Regions from separate parts of the Homo sapiens genome. Here region 2 is linked to region 1. Evidence: read pairs that join two places in POLR2A ChIA-PET (ENCODE). Cell type or tissue: OCI-LY7. All regions are shown on one strand. Links, peaks and the distances in the headings refer to the core of each region. The heading gives the core; the rest is flanking DNA.

Region 1 (2,880 bases), core at 1-2,500:
TCAAGGATGATGTTAGAAAAAAATGTGATTTAACTAGAACTTGCTGTCTGATGTTAGCAAATCATGGAATGTTCTGAGTCCCTGAGGGTTTACTGTGAAGTGCTGAGGACAGTGTTGACAACTAACTCGTTTTCCTAGATGGAAACGGAGACATTGACCCCTCCCTCCATGTGGTAAACCACTCCAGAATGGCCACCAGGCTTCCCAGAGTTCTATGGTCTTCTTCCCAAGAGAGTTTTTAATTGTAAATGCATACTTGGGAAGGACTTAGAGTTTTAAACTGTTTTTTGCTTTTGCTTTTCCCTGACTCCCTTTGCTTGGAGTCAGCTGCACACCAGTAGTATGGCATGCTACGATCAGGTTCTGTCCTGAAAGCTTTGCCTCTTTCTTGGCAAAGTTTCTGGTATGGTCAAGCTTGTAAATAACTTTTTTTACATTTTAATCTTTTCCATTAATTAAGAGGTTGAAAAGAAGTGCAGTGTAAGAAAACCCAGCATTTTAATTACTTGCAAATTAAGTTACCACAGACTCTGTAGTGTGTAAATGTTGACAAGGAATTGGATCACAATCATGTAGCAGAATGGCACCCAGACCACTGCCCACCAGTGACGGACATGCACGTGGCAGATCATGATTTCCAGCCCACGGAGCCAGCATTTGAACCTTGTATAATTAACTTTCAGTTATGATTTCCCATCGACATTTTCTTTGCCCTGTTTGTAGCTGATTGTTGTGTTTTATAAATCTTCTGTTAAGGCAGAAGGGTGATTATGAGTGGTTCACAGCAGCCCTTATAAGCTGGGCCAGAAAATTTCACTAGGTCAGTAATTTAAACCTTGGATCTTCAAAAAATAAAATAATGTGAAGCAAAACCAACTAAAAAGTGATTCTTGCACATGAACTGTCACATGTTTAAAAATGTGTTTTTTAGAGAGCCTCAGTCTTACTGATTTCAAACACTTTTTTCTTCTGTGTATTGCTTTTAAGAGAGCCATCAGTTAGCTATCAGACTCTAGGTTGATGCATTTTGTACTTAGCTGTACTGTGTGATATTTTTCATTATTTTAGGACGCCAACATGAGACCTGTAATAAAATATGTAATGGGGTTGAAAGCTGGGGAGGAGGATCTACTGCTGTACAGCTAATAAATCATAACGGATTAACAAGTGCTCCAAAGACTCCATCTTGCGTGATTCCTGCCTGCTTGAGGGAGGCTGGGGGGCTGCATACATGGTTCCAGGCTGTGCAGGCTGCTGCCTTTCACAGGCAACCTCTGTTCCCTGGGATGGTACTTTCTCTAGCAGATGGGACGATATGATCTTGGCGGGTGACTGGATATTGAGCGCATCCTGCTGTAACTGTTTTTTTGTTTTGTTTTGTTTTGTTTTGTTTTGTTTGAGATGGAGTCTCGCTCTGTTGCCCAGGCTGGAGTGCAGTGGCGCAATCTCAGCTCACTGCAACCTCCACCTCCCAGGTTCACGCCATTCTCCTGCCTCAACCTCCCGAGTAGCTGGGACTACAGGCGCCTGCCACCATGCCTGGCCAATTTTTTGTATTTTTAGTAGAGACTGGGTTTCACTGTGTTAGCCAGGATGGTCTCGATCTCCTGACCTTGTAATCCGCCTGCCTAGGCCTCCCAAAGTGCTGGGATTACAGGCGTGAGCCACCACACCCGGCCCCTGCTGTAACTTCTTAACTCCCCAAAATGTGTGTCTAAGTAGACAGGTGAGTAGATGGACAGCAGCCAGCTTCCATGATCCACTTGAGGAGTAAGTGCCCCATGCACAGAGTAGATGGGGCGTAGAGCTGCTTAGAGTGAAAGGGGCTGAGGGGAAGCTGGTCTACTCAGGCTCTCAGCTCAAGGAGGCCTAGGATCAGATGTACCTGGAGCTCTGCCAGGTGTGAGGGAACAGAGAGGAGCTGGGCCCAGTCTGCCCTAGAGAAGTTCATTTGAAAGGAGAGACAGATGCACAACCACCGAGTAGTGAAGAGACCGTCTTAGATAATAGAGCTGCCTGGTAGCACTTCAGGAAGGTGGTTGGAAAGGGAGTTGTGTCGTGTTTGGAATCTTAGGCGTGAGTGGAAAATTATCTTGCTGCTGCTGCCATTCCTAGGCAGATTGCTTTGGCAAACCCACTTGAGGTGAAAGCTTAAACCACTTGAGTTTTTTAACCTAAATTCCAACTTAGGAGTTGTCAATTAGAAGTAACAGAGCAAAATGTGTGAAGCTTTTAGCTGGCTAGTGCTGTCCACACAGATGGGTCTCCCAGGAAAACGACCCAGGGCCTCCTGGGGCCTCGGGACTCAGCCAGGCAGTTAACTCGTTGGTCTGAAAGTTAGTGGTCTCAGGCTGTTGGAGCTTGAGTTCTCTATCCCATCCACGGGTTTACCCGCCAGGGTACCCCCTACCAGCCAGCCAAAACTTTTTTTCTTTTTTTCTTTTTTTTTTTTGAGACGGAGTCTCGCTCTGTCACCCAAGCTGGAGTGCAGTGGCACAATCTTGGATCACTTCAACCTCCACCTCGGGTTCAAGGGATTCTCCTGCCTCAGCCTCCTGAGAAGCTGGGATTACAGGCACCCACCACCACACCTTGCTAATTTTTGTATTTTTAGTAGAGATGGGGTTTCACCATGTTGACCAGGCTGGTCTGGAACTCCTGACCTCAGGTGATCTGCCCGCCTCGGCCTCCCAAAGTTCTAGGATTACAGGCATGAGCCACCACACCCGGCCCCAACTTTTTTTTAATTCCAAGTTTTTTTTGAGACAGGGTCTCACTCTGTCACCTAGGCTGGGATGTGGTGGCACAATCAGCTCACTGTGACCTTGAACTAGGCTCAAGCAATCCTCCTACCTCAGCCTCCTGGATAGCTGGGACTAT
Region 2 (2,915 bases), core at 306-2,805, 130 kb before region 1:
GAATGGCTTGAACCCTGGAGCCGGAGCTTGCAGTGAGCCCAGATTGCGCCACTGCACTCCAGCCTGGGCGAGAGTGCAAGACTCCGACTCAAAAAAAAAAAAAAATCCTTGGGAGGCTGAGGCTGGAGGATCCCTTGAGCCCAGGAGGTTGAGGCTGCAGTGAGCTGTGATCCCACTACTGCACTCAGCCTGCATGACAGAATGAAACCCTGTCTCAATCAATCAATCAATAAGGCCGGGCACAGTGGCTCACGCCTGTAATCCCAGCACTTTGGGAGACCGAGGCGGATGGATCATTTGAGGTCAGGAGTTCAAGACCAGCTTGACCTACATAGTGAAACCCTGTCTCTACTAAAATACAAAAATTAGCCAGGTGTGGTGGCAGATGCCTGTAATCCCAGCTACTTGGGAGACTGAGGCAGGAGAATCGCTTGAACCCAGGAGGCGGAGGTTGCAGTGAGCCAAGATCACACCACTGCACTCCAGCCTGGGCGACAGAACAAGACACCCTCTGAAAGAAAGAAAAGAAAGAAAGAGAAGGAAGGAAGGAAGGAAGGAAGAAAGGAAGGAAGGAAGGAAGGAAGGAACCATTCTTGACTTGTGGGTTATACAAAAACAGGCAGGGTTCCACTCCTGGCACTAGGTTTGTTCTTGTGTTTGTTCTCTGTTCAGGGTTATGCCACGCAGAGGGTAGGAGGGGAATTAGTCCATGGTTATGTGTCCTCACAGATGACCACTGAGAAGGCCACCATGCCTAGTCGTCACGACTCTAGGCCCAGCAACTTGCTGAAGACTCTGCAGTGCTGGGGACCCAGGCATTTTTGTGAGGCTGTCCACACCCTATCTGCCTGTGAGGACTGGGCAGTCCATCTGGGGGTCTGGCTGCCTCTCCTGCGTGCTGCTGGGAGGCTAGGCCTGACTGTCATTGCTCTACGGCCACATCCCCAGCCACGCTCTTCTTTTTCTTCTTTCAGCCAGAGGGAGCCCTGAATTCATGCAGAGGAGTTTTTCTACCTTCCATCTGCTTCTGCATATCATCTTGTCTACTTAATGCCCCTCCTTCCGGATTTATAGAACAGTATGCATAATATGACCCCAACTGCATTCCAAAAAATAGATGTAGATGTAAGCTTAGAGATGCAAAGAAACTTTTTGAGAGAATTCACTATGCTTCTCGCGGGTGGTGACACAGTTCAAGGAGGTTCCATGGGGTGTAATGTTTATCTTTCTCTTTTGTCCTTCTGATCATTGAAATGATGCTTTGTGTGTGTGAACATGTATTACTTTTATAATTAAAATAGAAAAATTAATTTGAATGGGACAAATGCTCGAAGTCAAAGTCACCTGTTATAACTGCTGTCACTAACAGGGCAACTGTTTGAAAATGCTGCAGAAACATGAGAAATGTTCATGAAGTGACCCTGTGGAGGCTTCCGGTCACAGGATCATGTGAGCGCCACGATCACCCCAGGGGTGGAGCAGATGCTAAGTGTTCACCACACCCAATTCTCTTCCTGGACACACAGGAAGATGACATTTCCAGTGACATGCCCCACCTCTAGGCCCTAGTCTTTTTTTTATTTAAAGGTCTGAGTCTTGTTCTGTCACCCAGGCTGGAGTGCAGTGCTGTGATCATGACTCACTGCAGCCTCAACCTCCTGTGCTCAAACAATCCTCCCACCTCAGCCTCCCTAATAGCTGATGTCATATAGGCATGAGCCAGTGTGCCTGGCTCAGGCCCTACCCTTAAAAGCATCCCACCTGATTCACCAGCCCCCTTCTCTCTCTCAGTAAACTTGGAAACCACGCATTCCAGATGGTATAATTTACAGCATGATGGAAAAAGCCAGCTCTCCATGGGAAGCTGGCCAGTCTTCATTGGAGTACATTTTTATTGCATGAAGCCAATGAGACTTGATATTGTTTAACTCTGTGGTTTCCAAAGTGCGGTCCTTTTGAAGTATCCATAAAGTCTACACTAGGTTCACGGTAATATTAAGATGTTATTTGTCAGCTGGGCACGGTGGCTCACGCCTATAATCTCAGCACTTTGGGAGGCCAAGGCAAATGGATAATGAGGTCAGGAGTTTCAGACCAGCCTGGCCAACATGGTGAAACCCAGTCTCTACTAAAAATACAAAAATTACCTGGGTGTGGTGATGCATGCCTGTAATCCCAGCTACTCAGGAGGAGGCTGAGGCAGGAGAATTGCTTGAATCCGGGAGGCAGAGATTGCAGTGAGCTGAAATCTCACCACTGCACTCCAGCCTGGGTGATGGAGCAAGACACTGTCTCAAAAAAAAAAAAAAAGATATTATTTGTCTTTCATGAGTGTACAGTGGGATTTTCCAGAGGCTACATGACATGTGTTTTTTTATTTTGTTTTTTATACTGACAGAGGGGTCTTGCTATGTTGCCCAGACTGGTCTTCCAACTCCTGGCCTCAAGTGATCCTCCCGCCTTCACCTCCCAAAGTGCTGGGATTATAGGTGTGAGCCACTGCGCCTGGCTGTTTGTGACATGTGATGTTGAAACAGGTTGAGTATAGAAGCAGATATGGGAATTAAACCAGAATATTAAACCAGACATTGAAGAGATTTGCAAAAAATACAAAACAATACCACTGTTTTCACTTTCTTTTTGGTTTGGAAAAATGTAGTTATTTTTCATTAAAAGTATGTTGTGTTGGCTGGGCACAGTGGCTCATGCCTGTAATCTCAACGCTGGGAGACTGAGGTGGGAGGATCACTTGAGATCAGGAGTTCGAGACCAGCCTGACCAACATAATGAAACCCCATCTCTACTAACAATATAAAAATTAGCTGGGCTGGCTGAGCGCGGTGGCTCACGCCTGTAATCCCAGCACTTTGGGAGGCCAAGGCGGGCGGATCATGAGGTCAGGAGATCGAGACCAT

Evidence for each region. Peaks named below come from ENCODE experiments on the same cell type or tissue, not always from the same donor. Only the 100,000 strongest peaks of a DNase experiment are listed, where the experiment ranks them.
Region 2: POLR2A ChIA-PET joins it to region 1 with 15 read pairs; 4 of 35 experiments call an interaction of 5 or more read pairs at or near these places.

Annotation. Positions count from the first base shown.
Region 1 is chr16:67,638,007-67,640,886 of GRCh38, forward strand. It overlaps CTCF (CCCTC-binding factor), which reads left to right. Exons shown (of 12, transcript NM_006565.4): 12 at 1-1,171. Among named protein-coding and RNA genes, the nearest start is that of CARMIL2, 5.7 kb to the right of the region's middle. In OCI-LY7, for the core only: no CTCF peak of the experiment used is centred there; no DNase peak of the experiment used is centred there.
Region 2 is chr16:67,503,051-67,505,965 of GRCh38, forward strand. It overlaps ATP6V0D1-DT (ATP6V0D1 divergent transcript), which reads left to right. Exons shown (of 4, transcript NR_184227.1): 4 at 975-2,915. Among named protein-coding and RNA genes, the nearest start is that of AGRP, 21 kb to the left of the region's middle. RefSeq lists an enhancer at 1,678-1,787. In OCI-LY7, for the core only: no CTCF peak of the experiment used is centred there; a DNase peak (open chromatin) is centred at 1,481; H3K27ac peaks cover 1,223 bases.